Linked DNA regions of Homo sapiens: all the other regions are linked to region 2. A link is a loop called in an ENCODE intact Hi-C map of the cell type or tissue named here. Cell type or tissue: heart right ventricle. All regions are shown on one strand. Region 1 has its middle 46 kb from the start of C11orf96. Region 2 overlaps ALKBH3 (alkB homolog 3, alpha-ketoglutarate dependent dioxygenase). Region 3 holds the start of C11orf96 (chromosome 11 open reading frame 96).

Region 1 (8,000 bases), 99 kb before region 2:
TCTGCTGCAGCTGGTAGTGGGGATGGCACTTGCCAATGCCTTTCTCTTCCAGTGGCGCATGAATCTCTAACATTGATCATACCTTTCACTTGGGTAAACTAAGTGGGTCATTAGAGGTATCTCTAATCAAATGCCAATGAGTGTCCACAATATGCCAAGCCAGTGCTAGGCTCTGGAACACAAAGATAAATGCAACCCGTTCCTGCCCAGCAGCTGAGGCCACACAGTAATGATATACTATGGGAAGGTATGTACTGGAAGCGTGGACACCTGGCAGGAAGAGCCCAGATCTAAGAGGGATTTGTCCTGTGTGAGAGGCTGGAAAGACTATCCTGCAAAGCATGTAGATGCAGCTGCCTTGAAAAGATGGGGGAGGGCCGGGCGCGGTGGCTCACGCCTGTAATCCCAACACTTCAGGAGAGGCGGGGATCGCCTGAGCTCAGAAGTTTGAGACCAGCCTGGGCAACATGCAAAACCCGGTCTCAACAAAAAAAATACAAAAATTAGCCAGGCATGGTGGCGTGAACCTGTAGTTCCAACTACTCAGGAGGCTGAGGTGGGAGGATCCCTTGGGCCCAGGAGGTCAAGGCTGCAGTGAGCCATGATCACGCCTCTGCACTCCAGCCTGGGCAACAGAGTGAGACCCTGTCTCAAAAAAAAAAAAAAAGAAAGAAAGAAAGAAAGAAAAGAAAAAGGAAAAAAAGAAAGAAAAAAAAAGATGGGGAGGGAGGGGATTGTTAAGAAAAGAAAGTGAGGGGGCTTAAGTTCCCAGATAGGAGAACTGTGTGTGCAAAGTTAAGAGATATGAAGGGACCAAATTGTCTGAGGAGCAATGAGACACTTGGGGTGGCCTGATTATCAGGGAGTCATTAGATCCTGGGCTGGTGGGCTTTGGGGGAGGTGCGGATTGTTTTTGTTTTTGTTTCTTTGAGACAGAGTCTTGTCTTTCACCCAGGCCAAAGTGCAGTGGTGCAATCTCAGCTTACTGCAGCCTTTGCCTCCTGGGTTCAAGAAATTCTCCTGCCTCAGCCTCCCGAGTAGCTGGGACTACAGGCACCAACCACCAGGCCCGGCTAATTTTTGTATTTTTAGCAGAGATGGGGTTTCGCCATGTTGGCCAGGGTGGTCTTGAACTCCTGACCTCAGGTGATCCGCCCACCTCAGCCTCCCAAAGTGCTGGGATTACAGGTGTGAGCCACCACACCCTGCCAGGGGGGTGTATATTGGATCCAGATCTTGGACAGCTTGAATGCCACACCTGAGCCCAGCATGAACCATGGAAACTTAGGAATTGAATGACACCATCCTCACTGTTCTCATTCTAGAGCTACCACCTGGGAAATATTTCATACACTTTGTGTGTGCAGCTGTGTGCCCATGAGGCAGGTTTCTGTGATCTCATTTTGCAGATGACAAAATGGAGGCTGCAAGAGATTAGGAAGTTGTCCAAGTCCACCCAGTAGCAGGAATGGCATTTAAATCCACTGGAATACAAGCTTCAGACTTTGCATAGGGCACTGCCATATCCCAGTGCTCAGAACAGGGCCTGGCATGTAGTAAGCCCTCAATAAATATTTGTTGAGTGAATGAATGAATCTCTCTGACTCCAAAACCCTGTGACACTAATCAGACTTTTTTTTTTTTCTTTTTTGAGACACAGTCTCACTCTGTTGCCCAGGCTAGAGTGCAGTGGCATGATCTGGGCTCACTGTAGCCTCTGCTACCCGGGTTCAAGTGATTCTCCTGCCTCAGCCTCCCAAGTAGCTGGGATTACAGGCACCTGTCACCATACCTGGATAATTTTTGCATTTTTAGTAGAGGCAGGATTTTACTCTGCTGGCCAGGCTGGTCTTGAACTCTTGACCTCAAGTGATCCACCCACCTCGGCCTCCCAAAGTGCTGTGATTACGGTGTGAGCCACGGCACACCCCTGGCTTTAGTGGGGTGGAAGAAAGAGATGGCGAAACCAGTGAGAAGCATTCTGCAGTGCACCAGGAGCGGCTAAAGGAGGACAGAAATCTAGGAGGCAGAAGCAATCCCAAAGAATTGGAGTGGGTGGAATGTGTTGACCAATTTGATAACAAGACCTAGCATTAATTGAGCAGTTGCTATGTGCCAGAGCTATGGTCTAAATGCATCTCCCCAAATTCATATGTTGAAACTTAATCACCAATGTGATAGTATTAAGAGGAGGGGCTTTTAGGGGGTATTAAGGCATGAGGGTTCCACTTCATGAATGGGATTAGAGCCCTCAGAAGGGGCTGAAGAGATGAGAATTCTTCCCTTCTACCTCGCGAGGAAACGGTAAGAAGGCACCATCTATGACCCACAGAAAACAGGCCCTTACCAGACACTAAATCTGTTTGTATCTTGATGTTGGACTTCCCAGCCTCCAGAACAATGAGACATAAATTACTATGATTTATAAATTACCCAGTCTAAGGTATTTTGTTGCAGCAGCAGAACGGACTAAGATAGCCAGGCAACGTCCTAAGCACTCTGTCAGTGTTAACTATTATCTCTTCCCCACAAACCAATGAAGTAGGTAGGTGCTCTCCTGATCTCCACTTCACAGGCAAGTAAATTAAGGCACAGAGAGGTGAGAGGTTACAGATCTGGTAAGTGATAGAGGTGGGACTCAAAGCCAGGCATGCTGGGGTCAGGGCTCTGGGAAGGGAGGAGTAAGGGAGAGGGAGGAATCATGGGTGGCTGCTAAGTTTCTGGCATGGCGACTGACAGCATGTGGGGCCACCACTTCCTCTGCTGACCTGGAACTCAGACAAGGCAGGCCACAAGCCAGGGGCTGCCTGACCTCTTGGCGGGGCCGCCAGCGTTCTGGGTGGCCCTTTCTCTCTGCAGGACCCTGAGGAGGCTCTGGAGGAAGCTGTGTGGAGAGTGTGGAAGACTCCACCCCCAACCCCTGCAGTAAGCTGGAGATGCTGGCAGCCACCAACAGCAAGGCTCTGCAGCAAAGGGACCTGGATGTGGTGGGACAGCTCACTGGCTCCTCCATAGTGCAGAGAAGTGGAAAGTCCTCTGCCCCAAATCCCCTGTGAAAGCCTGATCTCCACCCCTGCTGGGTGGGGGCCATGGTGCCTGGGCTGGGAACCAGGATATGGGGATTTATGGGGTCCAGACCACGAGGAAGGGAAGGGCTGGGAGTGAGGGGCAGAGGAAGGCCAAGGTCAGGCCCTCTGAGCCTGTCCTGTAAGCAGAGACCTGCAGTAACCACATGGCCCCAGGCAGGAAAGGAAACAGGAGGCTTCTCAAAATAGACCAGGAGCGTGCAGCTCTGTTGCATTTCCCAGCTCCCACCATCTGGCCAAGCCTAGGCAGGAAGGCAGGCGGGGGAGGGGAGATCCGTGGAGGGCTCCGACTGTCTGCAACCCACCTCTCACCCAGACCTTCCCCTGTTCCTCTTCTGTTGACTCTGTGGCATCATTGCCAGGCCAGATCGTCATCATCTCACAGGTGAGAAAACTGAGGCTCAGAGAGGTAAAGTGACTGGTCCAAGGCCACACAGCTGATGAGCGGCAGAGCTGAACCCAGCGCTGAGCCTCCCCACACAGCAGCTTGAGGCCTGGCCACAAAGTCTGCAGCCTGCACATGCCCTAAACGCCACTGTTAGTCCCCTGCCTTTTGGCTGAATCTGACCTTAGACCAGCTCCCCGTGAAGAAAACCGAGTTTGTGATTCACCAGTTAGAACCCAGGGAGGACCAATCTTTCGCACTGTCACACCTGCCTTTTGGCTGCGGGTGAGGACCACAGCAGTAGGAAGTTTGGGGAGAAGGGTGTGGTGGCATGTACCTATAGTCCCAGCTACTCTAGAGGCCGAGGAGAGAGGATTGCTTGAGCCCAGGAGCTCAAGTCCAGCCCAGACCCTGTCTCCAAAAAAAAAAAAAAAAAAAAAAAAAGAAGAGAGAATCAGCAGACAGAAATGGTCTCCTAGGATTAGAGGAATTTAAGAGCAATCATCCTGTTTTGCAGCCTCTTGCCCTGCAGCCTGTTTCTTCCTAAACCCTGTGTGGAACCGAGTGGCCTGCTTGCTTAAGTAGGTGACAGACCCTGACAGACCCCAGCAGCTTAGTGATAAGCCTGAGTGAACTTTCCTTATTACCACGCTAAAGTCTCTGCCCTGGGAGAAGCTGTAGCTTTATTATTCTAACATTCGGCCTGTGTGCTGGCAAAATGACTCACTGCATCTACGCCACCGAGACCCCCTTCTACATGCGATGATGCAACCTCTCCCCTCTCCATGGCTCCGTAACACCCTCCTGTCACCTTCCCTCTAGAAGACACTGTTTTGGAGAATATTCCCAGGGAGCTCCTTACTTGCGCCAAGTAATAAAACGCCTATTGATCAAAACCTGAGTTCTGATGAAGAGTTATTTGTTACTCACCAGGCAAACGAACCCCCGTGTTTTGGAGGTAACACGAAGGGTAAGGGAGAGTGGTGTGGGCACTCCAGGCAGGCCCTGCCAGGGTTCCCCCTAGCGGGGGAACAGAGATCCCTAACAGCTAACAGGGAGTGAGTTGTTCACACCCTAGTATGAATTAGTTTTGTAAACTACTGTCCCTAAAAGCAGAGAGGAGACTTTCCAGTGAGAGGATCAAGTTCACAGAAGAAAGGGTCCACCTCATGGTGGAGCTGAGGCTAGGGCATCAGGGACATTCATCCTTCCTGTGGGGGTGGGAAAAAGCAGCTCTAACCCCTGGGACTGAAACCATTTTCCATGCAGATTCTTTCAGGGTCTGTCAGTTCTTGGCCCAGGAAAATTCCCTGCGGGGGGGTGGGGGAAGAAGCATTGTCTGAAATGCCCGAAAGGAAAAATCTTCTCTGCCTGCCAAACGCACATTATTGTTCCCACCACATCCCAGCCACAGACCAACTTCTGTCGGGATTCCACCCTGCCTTGGCCTTGACCCCCCCGAGCGCTGGATTATACTGGGAAGAGATTCGGGCTGTGTTGGGAAGTCGGCCAGGTCTCCGGCTCTGTGATGCCTCCTCCTCCTTTCACCGGGTAGAAACAGTCACTGGACCTGGCCTGGATGACCGCTGTGGCTCAGAGGGAGGCAGAGCCAGCCAGGGAGTGGGGGAGGTGCTGTGGGGGAGGCTTGGGGGACTGGTGACCCAGATTCCACTTCCTGTCCTGCTTCCCTCCATTCCCAGACAGCAGCTGCAGCTGGACACTGACCACAGGCCAAAGGATACCTAGCGCCAACTTCTTGCTAGAAGCAGCGACTGGGGCTTCCCTAGGCTCTGAGTCAGCCACCCTGCAGCCCCGTCCCCCGCCACACCTTCCCACCTGGGCCACGGAAGCTGCCGTTTCTGAAAGGAGGAGTCTGGAAATTCCTCCATCTGGTCCAGACACTCCCACTTTCCAAAGGAACAAACGGAGGCCCAGAAGGAGGCAGAGACCTGTCCAAAGCTACCAGAGTGGGTTGGTGGCAGGGGCCACCACCTGGACCCAGGTCTTCTAACTTCAGGTTCTCAGAAGATTCCGTAGGTATCTGTTGAATAAATGGATGGATGGAAGGATGGACAAAGGGATGGAAATCCTGATGGGCGTGTCCCTACAACAGTGACAGGGGAGTCAAGGATCCATTGCTTGTTCTTCTTGAAGAAGACTCGGGGGTGGGGGGCAGGTCACTGGGGAGAGCAGCCAGGGTCCCAGGCCCCGCTGTGCCACACCATGCCAGTACTTGGAGTGGGGGAATTGCTAGAACTTACTTTCCAGAGTCCTGGAATCACACTGTCTCTGGCTCTTTCTAAGGAGCTCTTGCTTTCACCTCTTCTGGGATGGAGGTGGTGAGGGAGCACTCACCATCATCTCATTAACAAAAGTTTATTGGGGTGTCTCATACACTGAATCTAGAATTTGCACCGCAAACCCTGTAGACAAGCTCCCTGCACTTATGGGGGAGACAAACAGCCAATGAGCAAATAAAGGATTATCCCAGTTGACAAACTCATGTGATGCAGGCAAACGTTGAGATGCCTTTGGTGGAGAGAAGGGCTGGGTCTTCATTGTCTCTCTGAGAAAGTGACATTTAGGCTGATCCCAGAAAATAAGAAGGAAACCAGCCCAGTAAAGTTCCAGGGAAACAGTTTTTCCAGGCAGAGGAGACAGCAGGTGCAAGAGCCCTGGAGTGAGCAAGAGCTCAGCATTGTCATCAAAGAATGGCCACAGTGGGTGGCTGGAGCACCCTGAGGGGGCAGAGGGAGGCCCCGGGAGAGGTCTGTGAGGCTGGCCAGGGCCAGGTAACCCAGGGCTTCGTGACCAGCATGTAAAGCCCGGGTCTTACTCTGAGATCTGTGCCAAGCCAGAGAAGGGTTGTAAGCAAGAGGGTTGCTGGAATCCAGTTTTATGTTTGAAGATCATATTTTCCTTTAAAAAGAGTGGGTGGGGGGTGGGGGTGGGGTGGGAGAAAAAGACAGCAGGGAGACAGGTTAGGAAGCGCTGGCAATGGTCATGATGAGAGATGATGTCACCTGAAGGGTGGCAGTGTTGGTGAAAGAAGCGTACCCTTTATAGAGAGCTTTTAGGTGGTGGAAATGATGGGGCTTGCTGAAGGAATTGATGGCTGTGAGAGAAGGGGAAGAGGAATGGCACCCACGTCTCTGGCTCTCCGATACCCATAAATGCCATTTAATAAGACTGGGGAGGGTGACATGGAATGCTCGGCTTTGGATGAGTTCAGTTGGAGATGCCTTTATTTTTATTTATTTGTTTGTTTGTTTATTATATATATTTTTTGAGACAGAGTCTCACGCTGTCGCCCAGGCTGGAGTTCAGTGGGATTACAGGCATACTCCCCACCATGCCCAGCTAATTTTTGTATTTTTATAGAGATGAGTTTTCGTCATGTTGGCCAGGCTGGTCTCGAACTCTTGACCTCAGGTGATCCGCCGGCCCAAAGTACAGGCGTGAGCCACTGCGCCCAGCCTGAGATGTCTTTAGACATCCAAGGGGAAATGTTAAGAAGGCGGTTGGATATTAATAATGGTGACAATGATCATGATAATCATCTACTATTTGTATTTCTCTTTTCCTGTTTGCCATGTACCCTCTCACCAGACCGTGCCCCTCAAGGGCAGAGACTGAGCCGGATTTTGCTCATAACCCCATTCTCAGCATTTAGCCCAGTGCTGTCCTGGGGCCTGGTGGGCAGGGCAGAGGGGAGAAGACATGATAATTATTTGTCAGATAAACAACTGAATGGGCAGAAGCCACTGTGCAGACTGAGAAGGAAGAACAGCTCCTCCTACCACAGCAACAGATCCTGCCTAAGAAAATGGTCCAGGCTGGGTTTCTGGGAACGTCAGCCCATGGCCTCGGCTCTCCCATCTCTCTCTTTGGTCTCCTCTCCCTGTCTGCCTGCCAGCTTCCTGCCAGGAAACACAGCCCCCAGGTATTAATCATTAACTAACATCACCTCTCACACTGGAGGTACACTTCCCTTCTCAAAACACTTTGCCTTCCATTATCTTGAATGGTCCTTGAAACCACACTGGGAGGGGGGCGGAGGCAGCGTCCAATGCTCAGGACAGGAAAAGAGGCTCTGAGAAAGGGAGAAAGCACTCCAGGTACTGGTGCAGCCAGGAGGGAACCTGGGTCTCCTGCCACCCTGCCTCTCGTGGATTTGCTAAGTGCCCCTTTTAGCCCTGCAGTTCTCCGAGTTTCCCTCCAACTCGAAGGTCCCTGGGATCCAGCTCTGAACTCTACCCAGGAGGATCTAAAGGCTGTGATATGAAGGTCCCCTTCCCCAGCCCTCCCTGGCATACTGCCCCTGCCCAGGGCCACTCCTCTGGTGGCCTCGAAGAGCCCCTGGCCATTTCCCAGCAGCCTCTGCTCCGTCCAGCAGACACATGCCACCTGCTCTCCGCATCTAGACCCTTAGAACAATTTCCCCTCTGCTGGGCAAGGCTGTGACAGGAAAGGGACAGGACCTGACCCCTGTTTGGGAAACCAATTGTGCAACATTGTCCTACGAGGGG
Region 2 (8,000 bases):
TGGCCTCAAGCAATCCTTCCACCTTGACCTCCCAAAGTGTTGGGATTATAGACATGAGCCACCACACCTGGACTATTTTATTGTTACAGAAAAAAAGATTCTCTAGGTATATTTGTCTAAAATAACAAGATTGGAACCAAAACATGGGGTAGAATTATCAAGAATTTTAATATTCTTCCTGTTTATGTGCAGTTTCTAAATTTTCAATAAGCACATACTACCAACATTTAAAAAAAAGGATTGTCATAAATTATTTTGAAGAGTTGTCAAAATGTTCCCAAAATGTCGGACAATAAGAGGCTACTTTACTCAGCAGATCCTGTGTTTATTCCCACTGGTTCTTAACCAGGGGCAATTTTGCCCCCCCAGATGTTTAACAATGTCTTGAGTTGGTTTTGGTTGTCACAGCTGGGTGAGGGGTGCCACTGACATCTAACAGGTGGAGGTCATGCATACTGGTAAACATCCTACAATGCAAGGGATAGACCCACAAGAAAGAATTATCCAGCCCAAAATGGCAATACTACTGAGGTTGAGAAATCTTGTTTTAAAAGATTAACTAGAATGAATGAGAAAGAACTTCCCCACAGCCCATTTAATCCTCAAATTCTCTGCTATGACTACTGACAAGAAGATAAATTAACTCTGACAGAAACAAGGAAAGCAGGCTATGTTGGACTGGCCTAATTCTATTATCTCCACGTTTCAAAATCAACCTCAGATATAAAGGGTCTCGGCACTTCCCTGGCTCACATTCTAAATGCAGCCCTTGAAACCAAAGCATGCAGCTATCTCCTTACGTGAAAAGGCCATGTTCCCTCAGTCAATGTTTTCTCCCTGAAATTTTAGTAAAGTGGTAGCTTGCAATTACAAATTTCTAGAAGCTCTGAAATGTGTCACATTTCTGTGTATCCCAATGCCATAAGCAAAACTCCATTTTCTTCAAAGTCTCTTTCAATAAAACATAACATTATTTGCCAAAGGCAAGATTCCAGGAACTAAACAGGGAGCTATTTCTTGGACCTTAACTCTATCCCCTGGATGAGCTTAATTTATATACTAGAATATCTTCATCTACTTTCATGGAAATTTTTTAAAAGCAAAAGCAGCAGCAGAAACAAGCCAAAGCAAAATCAGACGGAAGTCTGAGAACTGCAGCCATAGAATAAATACAAAGTTAACAAGAAAAACATCAGATTTTTTTTCACAAATAGCAAAAGAGCCTGAGAAACAGAAAAAGGCATATTGACCTCACTCGTCAGTCATAAGGACTCAGCCCCACAGCAAATGCATACCAGGGTGTACACAGAAGGAATACAGCTAGAAAAGCTTGGGAAAGAGGGATATTAGGAGAAGAAATAGTTCATTTTCCTGAAATGCTAGACTCTGGTTCAGTTTACTCTAGTTCTAGTTTTTTCTCATCCTCTAGCACATGAAGGATGACAAGCACAAAGACTCAATGTTTCAACCCAGAGAGGTTTTTTGAACTAGGAACCAGCATGAATCTCTGCAAGGTAATTTGTTGTTATTTTATAGCACTCAACACATAGTATATAGTCTATAAAACCATACCAATGACAATATGTTGACATACGTGAGGATTTGGTTCCATAGTGATTCTTGAATAAGTGTAAGGAAGTTCTCCATACCATGCTGTAAGTCTTGGTTGCTGATAAGTTATATCTAAGAAAGAAAATACAGGCCTTTGAAATGGTTTAATGCTATTTAAGGTGTTACTACTGAGTGCCAACTTTGTGCCTTGCAATGTGCTATGAGAAATACAAAAGAAAAGTAAGAATGGGCTGTGACCCAAAGTTCCACCTTCACAGAAGATATGGGACTTTGCAAGTAGAATGGACAAGAGAAACCACTATGTTGGCAGACACCACATGGGCAAAGGCTCTGAGATGAGAATGTGGGTGACTTGCTTGTATTAGTGATGACATAAACAAGAGAGGGCAAAGAGTCACACTGGGGAACAGTGGGGCTCAGACTAGGGACGGTCTCAAAAAGCAGAATATGGAGACTGAACCCCTGTCTGCAGAAATTTGTGGCACCAACATCCATGTGAGAAACAAGACAAACTGCTCATTCATGTGTGCAATGTTGTGTAAACCTTTTTGATTCAAGGGAGGAAAAAGTGCCCTGACCAACTGTGGCATGCAGCTGATTTTCATCAGAAGGCTTTGATGTTCCAATTTAGAGAAGCAGTTATCCATAGATCTACTCTTTTTCCCATAACTGGTATCAGCCACAACAATAAGAACAATAATAATAATAATAATAGCAGCAGCTAATACTCACTGAAGGCTTACTATGTACCAGGCAATCTCATGCGTTATCTCATTGTATTAACACAACCACCTTATAAGAAAGACATTGTTATTAATTTAATTTTACTGATAAGAAAACCAGGGATCAGAGAGTTACTTAACTGTAATTTGCTTAAAATTAACAACTACTTTGAATGAAAGAGCCAACAATCAAAGCCATGTCTGTCACCAAAAGCCCTGCTGCAGAAACTGTGGGAGTTGAGAGAAGGCTGTCCTGAAGGCTGAGAGAAAGCTGACTCCTATTCTGATGCATGAGTAACAAAAATGAAGCCAGTACAGTTGGTCTTTCATATCTGTGGGTTCCACATCCACCATGGATCAAAAATACTCAAACCATGGATCAAAAATACTCAAAAAATATATAAAAATTACAAATAACAATACCACAATAAAAAACAGTATAACAACTATTTACATAGCACTTACATCGTATTAGGTATTATAAGTGATCTAGAGATGATTTAAAGGATACTAGAGGATGTGCATAGGTTATATGCACATACTATGATAGTTATTTTATTTTTTTTTGAGACGGAGTCTCACTCTATTACCAGGCTGGAGTGCAGTGGCGCGATCTCGGCTCACTGCAACCTCTGCCTCCCGGATTCAAGCAATTCTCCTGCCTCAGCCTCCCGAGTAGCTGGGACTACAGGTGCGCACCACCATGCCTGGCTAATTTTTGTATTGTTAGTAGAGATGGGGTTTCATCATGTTAGCCAGGATGGTCTCGATCTCCTGACCTCATGATCCACCTGCCTCGGCCTCCCAAAGTGCTGGGATTACAGGCGTAAGCCACCACGCCCAGCCACTATGATAGTTTTTATGAAAGGATTTGAGCATACATGAATTTCAGTATCCACAGGGAACAATCCCCTGTGGATACTGAGGGACAACTATATATACTTTGCCTCTTTACAGAAAATTTAAATTCACTCAATGTGCCAGAAAAAAATTCGATGCTAGAGTACAGACGCCCCCAAGTGACCGCCTGTGGTATAACAGGCACTGTTGGCTTGTGGATGCCCGCAGAGATTCAGGTTCCAACTCAGGTAACAAACTGCCGTGTCACTTTTACAAGCTCAGGAGAGTACAGATGCTGAAGCTAGAGGAGACTGGACTCTTCTGGCAAAAGTTAAAGAAGAATACAAAGTCAGCAAGGAGTGTGAAAGAATGTATGCAAAATAGGATAAGAAAAAAAGAAAGCTCTGTAATTTTCTATGAAGAAAGGAAAAAGTTGGCACCATTTGAAGCAAGTCAGTGAACAAACACAAAAGGAGATAAGTATGTCAGCCATAGTTCAGCCAACCAAATTTCCTTTGGTTCCTTGAACTCTCACCTCTATCCTCCTGCCATGTTCTCTCTGATCTCTGGGCCTTCCACCTGCTGTTTCTCCTGCCTGGAATACTCTTCCCTGTCCTTTTTGGCTAATTCTACTTTCTTAGGATCTCAGGTTTTGAATTTCTGTTTAAGACTAGCTTTGGTGAGCAGAAGTGATGGTACTAGGAAACATTCCAGAGAGGGAGAACACGCAGCACCAACTGTGACCTCTGGGATCTACTTACCCTCTCTGATGCCAGTCCTCTGTTTCCAGGGAACATCTTGACAAAGCTGTTCCAATATCCAGTCAGCTTCTTTCACGTCAACAAAGCCAGGATACAAACAGACCCTGGGTGCAGAATGAACATTGTTAACCAAAAAACATGGAAAAGATAAGTTAGACTCTAAATGTTAGTGGAAACAGTTAATCTGGATGCAGCCTCTAATGGGTACATGAAATCATCTTACCACAGCTCCCACAGCAAGCAGAGCCTAACATCACCCAGGTCATGAGGCTCCAGATATAAAATAAACTCCTTTCATGTTGGGACAAATAAAAGAGGCAATGAAGGATAAAGGGATGATAGGTGAGGGCTTTTATAGATCATAATTCAAACAGTATTTCAGTACTGCTTAGCTGTGAAACCCTGGGCAAGTTACTGAACCTCTCTGAACTTTGGTTTTCTCATCTGTAACCTGAGATGACATCAACCTCATAGATTCACTGTGAAGAGTAAATAGAATAATAAGTCCAGGCACAGTGGCTCAAGCCTGTAATCCCAGCACTTTGGGAGGCTCAAGCGGGTGGATCACCTGAGGTCAGGAGTTCGAGACCAGCCTGACCAACATGGTGAAACCCCGTCTACCAAAAATACAAAATCAGCTGGGCGTGGTGGCGCATGCCTGTAGTTCCAACTACTTGGGAGGCTAAGGCAGGAGAATCGCTTGAACCCGGGGGTGGAGGTTGCAGTGAGCTGAGATGACACCATTGCACTCTAGCCTGGGCTACAACAGCAAAACTCCATCTCGAAAAAAGAAAAAAAAAAGAATAACTAATAAAATGCCTGGCCCTGTTTTATTTAAACAATTGGTAGTCTTCTGAGACTATGCTAATTCTAGGAAAAGCTACAGCTCATTATGACTGTATCAAAATAAACACAGCTAATGAGGGTTCTTTCTCCCACTGAATATGTGTTTATTTCAACAATGCCAACGCAGCTCAAAATAATTTTGGATATCTTTCTTAAGATACCTTCTGAAAGCCCACGGAAGATTCTCTTAAACTGCCTTGGTAGCAAATCTTCACTCTTTGAAGGTGCATCTGATTTTGTGAAAGAGCCAAAGCTTACCTGAAGCCGTATCTAGTTAACAATGAGATATGACCAAAACAATAAAACTGGTTTTCTTGAGTGACTTGCTTTAAAATAACAGTTCCAAAAAAGGTTATAACCATGGCAGAGCCATTGTTCCAGCAGAAGCTCCTCTGAAGAAATTCATCTAGATGTGTAAGTTCTATTTGTTTTAAATGTCTCATTATTTTATAGTGACAATTAGTATACTCATGCATTAAGGCGATGTTAATGTTTCAATGTTTTTAAATGTTTTTAAAACAATGACTAATGCCTAATATACCCTAAATAGTATATGCTTTAACTACTGAAATCTATCCTAGGCCACGTATGGTGGCTTACGCCTGTAATCCCAGCACTTTGGGAGGCCAAGGCGGGCAGATCACTTGAGCCCAGGAGTTCAAGGCCAGCCTGGGCAACATGGCGAAACCCCATCACTAACAAACAAACAAACAAAAATACAAAATTAGCCAGGTGTGGTGGCGCACACCTGTAATCCCAGCTACTCGGAGGCTGAAGTGGGAGGGTGGCTTGAGCCCAGGAGGCAGAAGTTGCAATGAGCTGAGATCGTGCCACTGCACCCCAGCCTAGGTGACAGAGCCAGACCCTGTCTCAAAAACAGAAAGACTGCCAGGCGCAGTGGCTCATGCCTGTAATCCCAGCACTTTGGGAGGCCAAGGCAGGTGGATCACGAGGTCAAGAGATCGAGACCATGCTGAATAACACGGTGAAACCTCGTCTCTACTAAAAATACAAAAAAAAAAAAAAATTAGCTGGGCATGGTGGCACGTGCCTGTAGTCCCAGCTACTCGGGAGGCTGAGGCAGAAGAATGGCGTGAACCCTGGAGGCGGAGCTTGCAGTGAGTGGAGATCACGCCACTGCACTCCAGCTTGAGTGACAGAGTGAGACTCTGTCTCAAAACACAAAACAAAAAAAAACAAAAAAAGAAATTTACCCTAGTGTAGCAATTTGTAACATTATACACAATAATCTACAATATGTAATATACATGAAGTATAATAATATAATGTAGCACTCACAGCACAGAAGTCCAGGCTAGGCGCAATTCTAATGTCAAGTTATTATGTGGCACTAAGAAAAAATATTCAGGCCAGACGTGGTGGCTCACACCTGTAATCCCAGCACTTTGAGAGGCTAAGGTGGGGCAGGTGGATCACCTGAGGTCAGGAGTTCGAGACCAGCCTGACCAACATGATGAAACCCCATCTCTATTAAAAATACGAAAAAAGTAGCCAGGCTTGGTGGCACATGCCTGTAATCCCAGCTACTTGGGAGGCTGAGGCAGGAGAATCTCTTGAACCCAGGAGGTAGAGGTTACAGTGAGCCAAGATAGCACCATTGCACTCCAGCCTGGGCAACAAAAGCAAAACTCTGTCTCAAAAAGAAAAAAATATTCAATCTTCCTAGGTCTCATTTCCTCATCTAAAAAACTTGGGAAATAGCAGCTACTATATCTGACAGAAAGGTTAGGAACTATACCTGAAAATATTTTGATGCTAGAAATACTAATAAAAAGGAGATATTATCAAATTTTTGCTCCCCAAGAATTTAAGGGGCAGAAGTTACCTATTTGAAATAAGGGAGTAGACTTTTTTAAACTTTAAGTTTGGGGTACATATGCAGGTTTGTTATATAGGTACGCTTTTGTCATAGGGGTTTGTTATACAGATTATTTCATCACCCAGGTGTTAAGTCTAGTGCCCATTAGTTATTTTTCCTGTTCCTCTCCCTCCTCCCACCCTCCACCCACCGACAAGCCCCAGTGTCTATTGTTCCCTTCTGTGTGTCCCTGTGTTCTCATCATTCGGCTCCCACTTACAAGTGAGAACATGCAGTATTTGGTTTTCTGTTCCCACGTTAGTTTGCTGATGATAAAGATCTCTAGTTCCATCCATGTTCCCGCAAAGGACATGCTTTCATTCCTTTTAATGGCTGCATAGTATTCCATAATGTATATGTACTACATTTTCTTTCTCTAGGGGAGTAAACTATTTTAAGAGACTATAACTCAGTGATAATTACGGTCACTTCTTGTGAGGATTTGCTTACCTAGATACACCTGTGGGTGACAGGCTGATTTCATACACACCCTCTCTGCTAAAGAAACAAAGGAAACAGACTTGTTAGTTTGAGGCAAAACAATATGCTATACCCAGTGGAAGAGTTATCCTTCTGAACTGCCAAAGTCCTGGCTCACCAAAGTCATTTAGTTATGAGAGAGGCATAATCCCCACCTTCTTCTACCACTGAGAAGATCATGGTATATCATTAATGGCACTGGAATGGAACTGTGACAGTATCAGGCCATGGAGACAAAAACTGGGATAAAATCAATTCTGATTCTACTCCTTTATATTTTACCCATAATTGAGGCAGATATGGTCCAGGAATCTATTGCACAAAGAGGTTTCAAATAGAGCACTCCTCTGGAGAATGTGGAATAGGGGATACATTTAACAGGCAGCAAGCACATCTCAGGGCTCTGGGCTTCTGTTGCTTTCAGAGATACACATCTGATGAGGTTCCTCTTCTGATTAAAATCCTTCAATGGCACCCCAAAACTGCATTCAAGGTCCTCATAATGTAGCTCTATCTTCTGACAGCTCCCATAAACTCATCATCCTCCAGCAGCAATCAACTGCTTGGAATCTCCTGAATACACCACTACGTTTCTAACTCCATGCTTTTCCATGCTGAAATGCCACCCCATCACCCGGCATCCCCAATCCAATCCACCTCCAGCTTTGGTCCAGTGGAAAACTCTCATTCACCTTTCAAAAATCCTAGCTTCAGCATCACCGCCTTTAAACTTTTCCTGACCTTTAATCCAGGCAAATAATATTAACCTCTCATCCTCTGTGTTACCACTAGACCTTACAGTCTATTTTTTCATGATGTACAAGATTACAATTTATCTGATTAAATGTCTATTTTATTTTATAGACTGTGGGGTCCTGAGGTGCAAGGAATAGGTAGATT
Region 3 (8,000 bases), 55 kb before region 2:
AGCAGACACCATGATGGGATGAAATGTGCGAGGATCTGAAAAGGAGTCATGCCTGTGTGCAGTCACACAGAAGGAGCTGGGAAGACTGGGAGGGCCTGCAGGCCACTATGCAAATCTGGCCCTGAGAGTGGTTGTCCATCAATCATGCTGCAGGCTCAAACAGCTTCAGCAGAGCCATTAGGGAATCTCTGAACCAAAGACCACAACAAAGAAATCTCATATCTCCCAAGCACAGTTCTGCCTCAGTATTCCAGCTATGCATATGTTTGCAGGGAGCAGCCCCTAGGGGGGTTCAGCCTCAGTCAAAGAAGGCAATAGATTCAAACCCAGAGCACCTGCTGGTCAGTTACACTCCCTGTAGCAGGAGAGCTGCCAAGCCCAGTCTCATGGCTGTGCCACAGGGGGTTACAGTGAGAAGTAACTCACACCTGTAATCTCATCACTTTGGGAGGCTGAGGTGGGAGGGTTGCTTGAGCCCAGGAGTTCAAGACCAGCCTGTGCCATATAGGGAGACCCCATCTCAACAAAAAATTTAAAAAATAGTCAAGTGTGGTGGTGCATGCCTCTAGTGCTGACTACTCAGGAAGCTGAAGTGGGAGGATCACTTGAGCCTGGGAAGCAGAGGTTGCAGTGAGCCAAGATTGCTCCACTGCGCTCCAGCCTGGGTGACAGAGGGAGATTCTGTCTCAAATAAATAAATAAATAAATAAAGGGTTGCAACCCAGCTCACCCCTGACTATCTGTGTAGCATTGGTCAAGAAAATTAACCCCTCTGAGCTTCAGTTTTCTCACCTGTAAAATGCCTGAGAAACTTTATCAGGATGAAAGTAGAGTGTTGATCGGAGGTGCTCACTGAATGGTGGCCTTTATCCCCTCTGCTATTTTTCCAGAGGCCAAAGGGCCTAAGGCCTACCCCAAATGTGCTTCAGGAGGGAGAGCTGAAGTCCATAGCTGACCTCAATTCCCTGGGCTCATGGGCAGCCCTTCCCTCTAGAGCCCTGCCACACAGTGGGCTGCAAAAGCCAAGATGGCTTTTAAATCAGCAAAAGGAACTCTCTGCTAAACATCTCCCCCAGGGCCAGAGAGAAATGTTTAGCTGGCTGTTGGCCAGAGCTGGGATGGCCACCTATTACCTCTGCCTGGTCTGGGCTCCAGCCTGTTTGAAAACTCATCACCCAGGCTAGGACTGCAGGCTGAAGCCCAGGCAGGGAGGGGAAGGACAGAGGTGACTCCTTGGACAGGCCTATAAATCCAGCCAGCTGGGCAGTCATCCACCCACCCAGCTCATGCCTGCTCCACAGCTCTTTCAGATGCCCGGGCTCCTGTCTTCTCTCTCCTCTGAGCCCCATTATCCAGGAACCCTTCTTCCTATTCTCCTTCCCTCCTTCCTACCCCTGTGGGTCTCTCTCTCTCCCTCTCTCTCTCTCTCTCTCTCTCTCTTTCACTGTCTCAGTGTCTCTCCATCTCCCAGGGGGGCCTTTATCCTTCTGTCTCTCAACATCCAACATCCTCTGGCTCCTGATCCTATTCCCCTGCATCTCTTTCTCTTTCCATTGCCTTCTCTCTGTCACTGAGTTTTCCTGTCTCCCTGAGGGACCTCCTTCCTCTCCACCTCTTTCTGACTCTTGCTCTCTCTTGCTCCTTCATTGTATGTCTTGCCCACTCTTCCCTCCTCTTCTAATATCTGGCCCAGCCCAGCCGGCCCCAGCCTGCCTCTCCTTGGAGCTGCGTGCCACCTTGGAATGCCTGTGAGCACAGGGAGGAGCTGAGCCCCCGCCGTTGCATAGGGGCCTGGTAGGACCTCTGATATGATTTGGATGTTTGTCCCCTCCAAATTTCATGTTGAAATGTGACCCCCAGTGTTGGAGGCGGGGCCTGGTCAGAAGCGTTTGGGTCATAAGGGTGGATCCGTCATGAATGGCTAGTGCCCTCCCCACGGCAATGTGTGAGTTCTCCCTCTGTTGGTTCACGGGAGAGCTGCTTGCTTAAAAGACTCTGGCCTCCCTCTTGCTCCCTCTCTGGCCATGTGACATGCCTGCTCCCCCTCCACCTTCCACCATGAGTGGAAGCTTCTCAAGGCCTCACCAGAAGAAGATGTTGGTGCCATGCTTGTATAGCCTGCAGAACTGTGAGCCAAATAATTCTCTTTCCTTTACAAATTACCTAGCTCAGATATTCCCTTATAGCAACACAGAACGGACTAACACAAGCTCCCTACCCTCCAGTCTGCCCTCCTTCCTCTGTGCAGGGCAGAGATGTTCAGAACCAGAGAGCAACCCCCATGTAGCCCATGGGCCATGGCTTTCCAGGACCAGCCTGATCCCTCTAATACTGCAGCATCCCAAACTCCCTCCCTCTGCCTCTCTGGGACACGGCTTCTATCAGGCTTCTCTCCACATCAACCCTTAGAACTACCCGTTTGTGGGAAAACTAAGAAACTGGGACAAATAAGACATCACTTTTATACTAAATAGTGGGGCATTCACTTAATTAAATATGGAGTATCTATTCAATAGAATTTATGAAAAGCTATGATGTGGATCGATGCATACTGATACTAAATGCAAATCCAATTAATTTAAAAAGCAGGTTGAAAAATAGCATGTAGAATACAAACTCATTTGGTAAAAGAAAATAAACATGCATATATAGGCATCACCTCCAAAATGTTAACTTATTTATCTCTGGGTGGTGGGAATATGACTGACTTGTTTTGTATTATAATAAACAAATATTTCTAGGGCAATAAAAAATTACAAGAATAACTTAAAAAACGAACCAGGGCCAGGCATGGTGGCTCACGCCTGTAATCCCAGCACTTTGGGAAGCCGTGGAGGGCAGGTCACTTGAGGTCAGGAGTTCAAGACCAGCCTGGCCAACATGGTGAAACTTATCTCTACTAAAAATATAAAAGTTAGCTGGGCATGGTGGCTACTACTCACAGGCATGCCTGTGATCTCAGCTACTCGGGAGGCTGAGGCAGGAGAATCGCTTGAACCTGGGAGGCAGAGGTTGCAGTGAACTGAGATCATGTCTCTGCACTCCAGCCTGGGTGACAGAGTGAGACTCCATCTCAAAACAAACAAACAAACAACAACAACAAAACAGAAGCAGGCAAGATAGGAATGGATTTTCCTCAGCACCTCTTTATTCATTTCAACCCAAACATTTCAGAAGCACCTACTCAGTGCTGGGCCTGCCCACAGCTGAGCAGGGAATATGGTCCCCTCAATAACCTCTGTTGTTGGCTGGGGTAACCCAAGGAGACCCTTCAGGTAGGGGCTGAAGGCAGCAGGAGGTTCTTTTTGTTTGTTTGTTGTTTCTGTTTTTTCAGACAGGGTCTCACTCTGTCACCCACACTGGAGTGCAGTGCCGCAATTACTGCTCACTGCAGCCTCCACCTCCCTGGGCTCAGGTGATCCTCTCCCCTCAGCCTCCTGAATAGCTGGGAACACAGGTGTGCACCACCACGTCCGGCTAATTTTTTTTTTTTTTTTTTGTAGAGATAGGATTTCACCATGTTGCCCAGGCTGGTCTCGAACTCCTGGGCTCAAGCGATCTGCCCACCTAGGCCTCCCAAAGTACTGGGATTACAGGCGTGAACCACTGCCCGGCTGAGAAGGAGGTTCTTCCGCGAGAGAAGGCTATGCAGAGGGGAGGATCTCAGGCCTGAAGGGTCTAGAAGCCCACTGGAAGGTCTTCCAGACACTTGGGACATCTAGCTCCTGAAGAGTAGAAAGAGGAGCTGCTGCCGAAGAGGTAAGACAGAGAGAGGGGCACAGGATGTGGAGTCCGCCCCTCTGTCCTCAGGGAGTTTCTTTGGAGAGAGAAGAGAATGAGGCTGGGCTCAGAGGAAGTTCCTCCCACTCCGTGGAGCTCAAACTAGTCCAGTGGTGGCAGCTGCCCTGGCTGGAATAAAGCATCGACCCACAGTGGCCTCACATCTCTGAGGCCTTTGCAGGTTAAGAGTCTCCTGCCATGATACCCCACCACAGTGGAACCCGTTGTTGGGCCAGCGTGTTCTCAGGGACTGGGACACGGGCCAAATACTACAGCCACCAAGGCCATAGCCTGTGCTCTCTCTGAGCCGAGGGAAGAACACCCTCTCCGGCCCTGTAGTTCCATTTTTGTTTCTTTGTTTCGTTTCCTCTGCTGTCTTCTCCAGAGCTCTGCGCTGCAGCTGAGAGACTGGGTATCTCCTAGAGATTCCTGACCCCCACGCACCAGCCCCACCACCAGAGGGCGCCCGAGCACAGAGACGCCGCAACCGGAGCAGGAGCCCTAAACCTGTCAGGGTGGGTCAGCCCTGGAGTAATCCTGGAGGGAGGGTCTGGGAGAGGGCCCCAGTGTGGGGACCTGCCCGGCTCAACCAAATGTAGTTTGTTACCTTGGTGGCCATCTGCAGCCAGGTGGCCCTGCCACACTGCTAAACCAGAGGATTTAGGAAGCAGACAGGGATTCGGGAAGTGGCTGAAGAGCACTGGAAAGACAAACTCCTGCGGTGCAAGAGTCCTGGACCAGGAGTGCGGAGAACTGGGGGCGCTCCTCTCCCTGTTACCCTAGGCTTGTTTTCTCATATGTAAACAAAGGCAGGGGCGGGGAGAAGGGAAGGACTCGATGGTACCCAGGTGCCCTTCAGGCTCTAACCAAAGACATGCCCCACCCTCCTGGAGGAACCCTGCGGAGCGCAGAGAACGGCTGGAGACATAGCGGCCGCGGTTTTCCCCGCAGCGCAGGAGCGCCAGGCACTGCGCTGGGTCAACTGCGGTCAGGGAGTCACCTGCCCGCGACAGCGAGCGCGCACCCACACTCTCGACCAACCCAGGCTGGCCTCCAGCCCACTCTCGGGTCCCAACGCCCAAACATCTCGCATTGCTGGCTCCGACATCTCCCCACCCGCCGCCAGGAATCAGCGCAGAGGGAGATGCGTCTTCTGTGGCGGGTGCGGGGCGAGGACCCTGACCCCAGCTCTGGGAAGTGAACTGTACGGAGGAGAGAGCTCTCCATCGTCAGCTCTGCCTCCGCCCCTCCTGCGGCTTCACTTCAGCCCGGATGCCGGCGATGGGGAATAGACCAGGGACGCAGGAGCACACTGGACCGGGGGTGGATCCACTTGGGGAGGCAGGCAACCGACCCGCGCACCGGTGGCGCAACCTCGTTCCGGTGACCGAAGCTTGTGGAGGTAGCTCCACTCCCGGCTCCCTGGTCCGACATCCCCCTGCCACCTCCTCCCCCACCTCCCCGAGTCTTGGGAGCCTGGACCCCGAAGGTGCAAAAAGTCAAGAGCCTGGAAAACTGCACTGTGCAAATATATTGACTTTATTTGTCTCCTTTCAGGAGCCTCACAGACATATCCAGGTAAAAAGATCGTTAAATAAATGCCTTCAGCCATCGCAATGCAAAAATAAATATCAATCCTCCAGACGCAGTAGCAGCCGCGCTGCGCCCAAAGTCCCAACGGCCACGCCTAACAATTATAAAAGTGTTCAGCGAGAGTGTTGGCGTGAGTGTGAATGGGTGTGCGCTGGGGGGCACGGTGGAGCGGTGTGCAAAATCGGAGTTGCAAACCATCGGACAAGGGCATGGAGTGGCTACCCGCCGCCGACTCAGCGCGGGCGCGCCTCCCCGCACACACTCACAGCAGAGTTCGCACTGGGAAGAGTTAAAAAATAAACATTTACAAGGACGAGGAAAGCGGCCCCGCTCCCGGCGCTCCCGGGCCAGGGCGAGCGCGGCGAGGGGCGCACCGACCGGTTCGCAGCGGGGCGGGAGTCCGAGCGCGCGAGGAGCGGCGGTCCCGGGTCCTTGCGGGTCCCCCGGGAGCAGGGCGCGGGCACTCTCGGGGTTCACACGCCGGTCCCCGCGCGGACCGCGGACGCGCGCGTCCCCCCCGCGGGCGGCGCCCCTTACAGGGCCGAGTCGGAGTCGCTGGAGTCCAGGCTGTTCCTCAGTTTGCAGCTGCTGAGCTGCTCCCGCTGCAGCGACAGGCTCTGCGTGCTGCGGCGCAGGCACTCCAGGCTCTGCAGGAACGACTTCTTGGCCTTCTCCTCCTCCATGGGGGACACCCCCTCCTCCTCCACCTCCTGGATCTCGTCGAAGGTCACCGGCTGCGTCTTGAAGCGAGACTGGCGCGGCCGCCGCAGCCGGCCCCGGCCCTTGGGCAGCTTGGCGGGCCGCACGGGCTGCGGGAACTCGTCGGCCAGGCACACGAAGTGCGGCATCACCGCCTGGTAACTGGAGCAGATGCCCATCAGCTCGCCGGGCTTGGCGGCCATGGCGCCTCCGGCGTCTGCGGGGCCGGGCGGCGGGGCGCCGGGGCTCTCCGAGGGCGGCCGCTGCGCCGGGGCCCCCCGGGAGGCAGCAGCCGGGGGCTCGCCGGGCGGGGGATCCAAATCTGCTGCGGGGTGGCGGCGGCCCTCGCGGGCCCGGGCCGGCGCTCCTCGGGAGGGCGGGCGGGCGGGCGGACCCGTCGGGGGGCACGGGGCTCGGGGGGCGCTGTTCCGCCGCGCTCCGAGGCGCTCGCCGCCGCTGCTGTCGCCGTCTGCCCCGCGGCGGCCAGGCTCGCGGCTTATATAGCCCGCGGCTGCCCACACGGCTCTGAGCTCGGATGACAGCGAATGCCATTTAAAGCGTGCGCGCCCCGCGCCCTTCCGCCTGACGTCGCCCCGCCGCTCTGGGAAAGTAACGGCCCCTTCCCCGGCGCCGCCCGCCCCCCGCCAACCGGCTCCGGAAGGCAGGCCCCGCCCGCGGGGGTTCCGGGAGAAGCCGCGGCCCCGGAGCACGCGGCTGGCCCGAGCTGCGCCCGGACAGGGACCCTCAATCGCCGCGACTGGGCGGGCACTGTCCCTTCTGGGATCCCCAAGTCTGCACCAACCGGGTTGGCCGCGGGGCCGCAGGTCCCCCTCCCCCGCCCCCTGGTCCCAGATGCACACACTTGAGGCGCTGGTTATTCCACCGCCGGTTCTGCGCGGGGCGCGAGGCAGCTCTCAGCTCTCTTTGCAGCCTGGCGAGCCTGAGCGCCCGGCTCCCCAGAGCTGAGCTCGGAAGAAGGGGTGGGCTCCCCTTCTGGATCCTTGCCACCCCCCTCCGCAGGCGCGCGCGCGCACACACACACACACACACACACACACACACACACACACACGCACGAATGCAAACACATCTCGATTATTCCATTCCGGTTCTTCCCTTCCCTAGATGTCTTCTTTATGTTTGTCTCCTCACTCCCCCACCCAAGTCCCTCGGGCACCCCCATTCATGCTCTGAAGAGTGACACTTGGATATGGCACTAACAACAACAACAACAATAATAGCTACCATCTGGAGAGCTTTACTCCAAGCCAACCATGAGCTCTGTTTTACGTATATTATCCTGTTTAATCTTCACAGCAGCAGCCCTATGAGGTAATTGGTATTCTCTCATTTTTACATATGGGAAAACCAGGCACAGAGGGGATAAGTAACTGGTCCACTAGTATCTGATGGAAACAGATGGGCTGACTCCAGAGTCCATGCTCTGACAGCCCCCTGCTGAGGGTGAGTACCCTGAGCTAAATCTCACCAGTGTTCCCAAGGTCTCTAAGAGCAGGTCCACAGGGCAGTCCCTGCCCTATGTCCTGGGACTCCCAAGAGGAAACTGTGAGCCTGGCCATGGCCAAGTGGGCTTGAGATGTGGGGCACTGACAGGCACCCAGCAGGGCTCACAGGGCCACCCAAAAAGGAGGGGGTCAGTGGGATTTGGCCTCCGTCCTTTCCGTATCCACTCAACACAGATTTACTGAGAAGTTACTTTCCTGCTCAGGAAAGGCATGGAAGCCAACAAGAAAGGTACAGTCCTGGCCCTCATGAAAGTTACATTCTAATGGGAGTGGGGTGTTGTGGGGAGAGACAGATGATACACACACGAAGAAGAACATGTTTTGTGGTGAAATAAAGTAGGGCGATGAGCTGGGGATGCAGGTGGTGAGATGCTTAGAGCACGGGACCAGGAAAGGCTGCTC

Evidence for each region. Peaks named below come from ENCODE experiments on the same cell type or tissue, not always from the same donor. Only the 100,000 strongest peaks of a DNase experiment are listed, where the experiment ranks them.
Region 1: a loop joins it to region 2, with 3 times the contacts of the local background. A loop is called at or near these places in 4 of 110 quality-filtered maps.
Region 3: it touches region 2 in a loop (3-fold over the local background); 69 of 110 quality-filtered maps call a loop at or near these places.

What each region holds. Positions count from the first base shown.
Region 1 is chr11:43,984,722-43,992,721 of GRCh38, reverse strand. It overlaps a transcript of ACCSL not described here. Among named protein-coding and RNA genes, the nearest start is that of C11orf96, 46 kb to the right of the region's middle. In heart right ventricle, CTCF peaks have their summits at 3,015 and 4,509 (motif pointing left); DNase peaks (open chromatin) are centred at 3,160, 3,290, 5,041, 7,891 and 2 weaker places; H3K4me3 peaks cover 613 bases; H3K27ac peaks cover 5,378 bases.
Region 2 is chr11:43,885,724-43,893,723 of GRCh38, reverse strand. ALKBH3 (alkB homolog 3, alpha-ketoglutarate dependent dioxygenase) reads right to left here. Exons shown (of 10, transcript NM_139178.4): 5 at 7,071-7,118; 6 at 3,896-3,999; 7 at 1,595-1,683. Among named protein-coding and RNA genes, the nearest start is that of ALKBH3, 8.9 kb to the right of the region's middle. In heart right ventricle, a CTCF peak has its summit at 3,321; a DNase peak (open chromatin) is centred at 3,323.
Region 3 is chr11:43,941,180-43,949,179 of GRCh38, reverse strand. C11orf96 (chromosome 11 open reading frame 96) reads right to left here and starts at 6,543. Exons shown (of 1, transcript NM_001145033.2): 1 at 5,302-6,543. The coding sequence starts at 6,275. The coding sequence ends at 5,907. It also overlaps a transcript of ACCSL not described here. RefSeq lists enhancers at 1,748-2,248, 4,258-5,086, 5,087-5,916 and silencers at 6,656-6,785, 6,826-6,955. In heart right ventricle, CTCF peaks have their summits at 1,964, 4,249 (motif pointing right) and 6,611; DNase peaks (open chromatin) are centred at 4,239, 5,948 and 6,669; H3K4me3 peaks cover 3,571 bases; H3K27ac peaks cover 6,068 bases.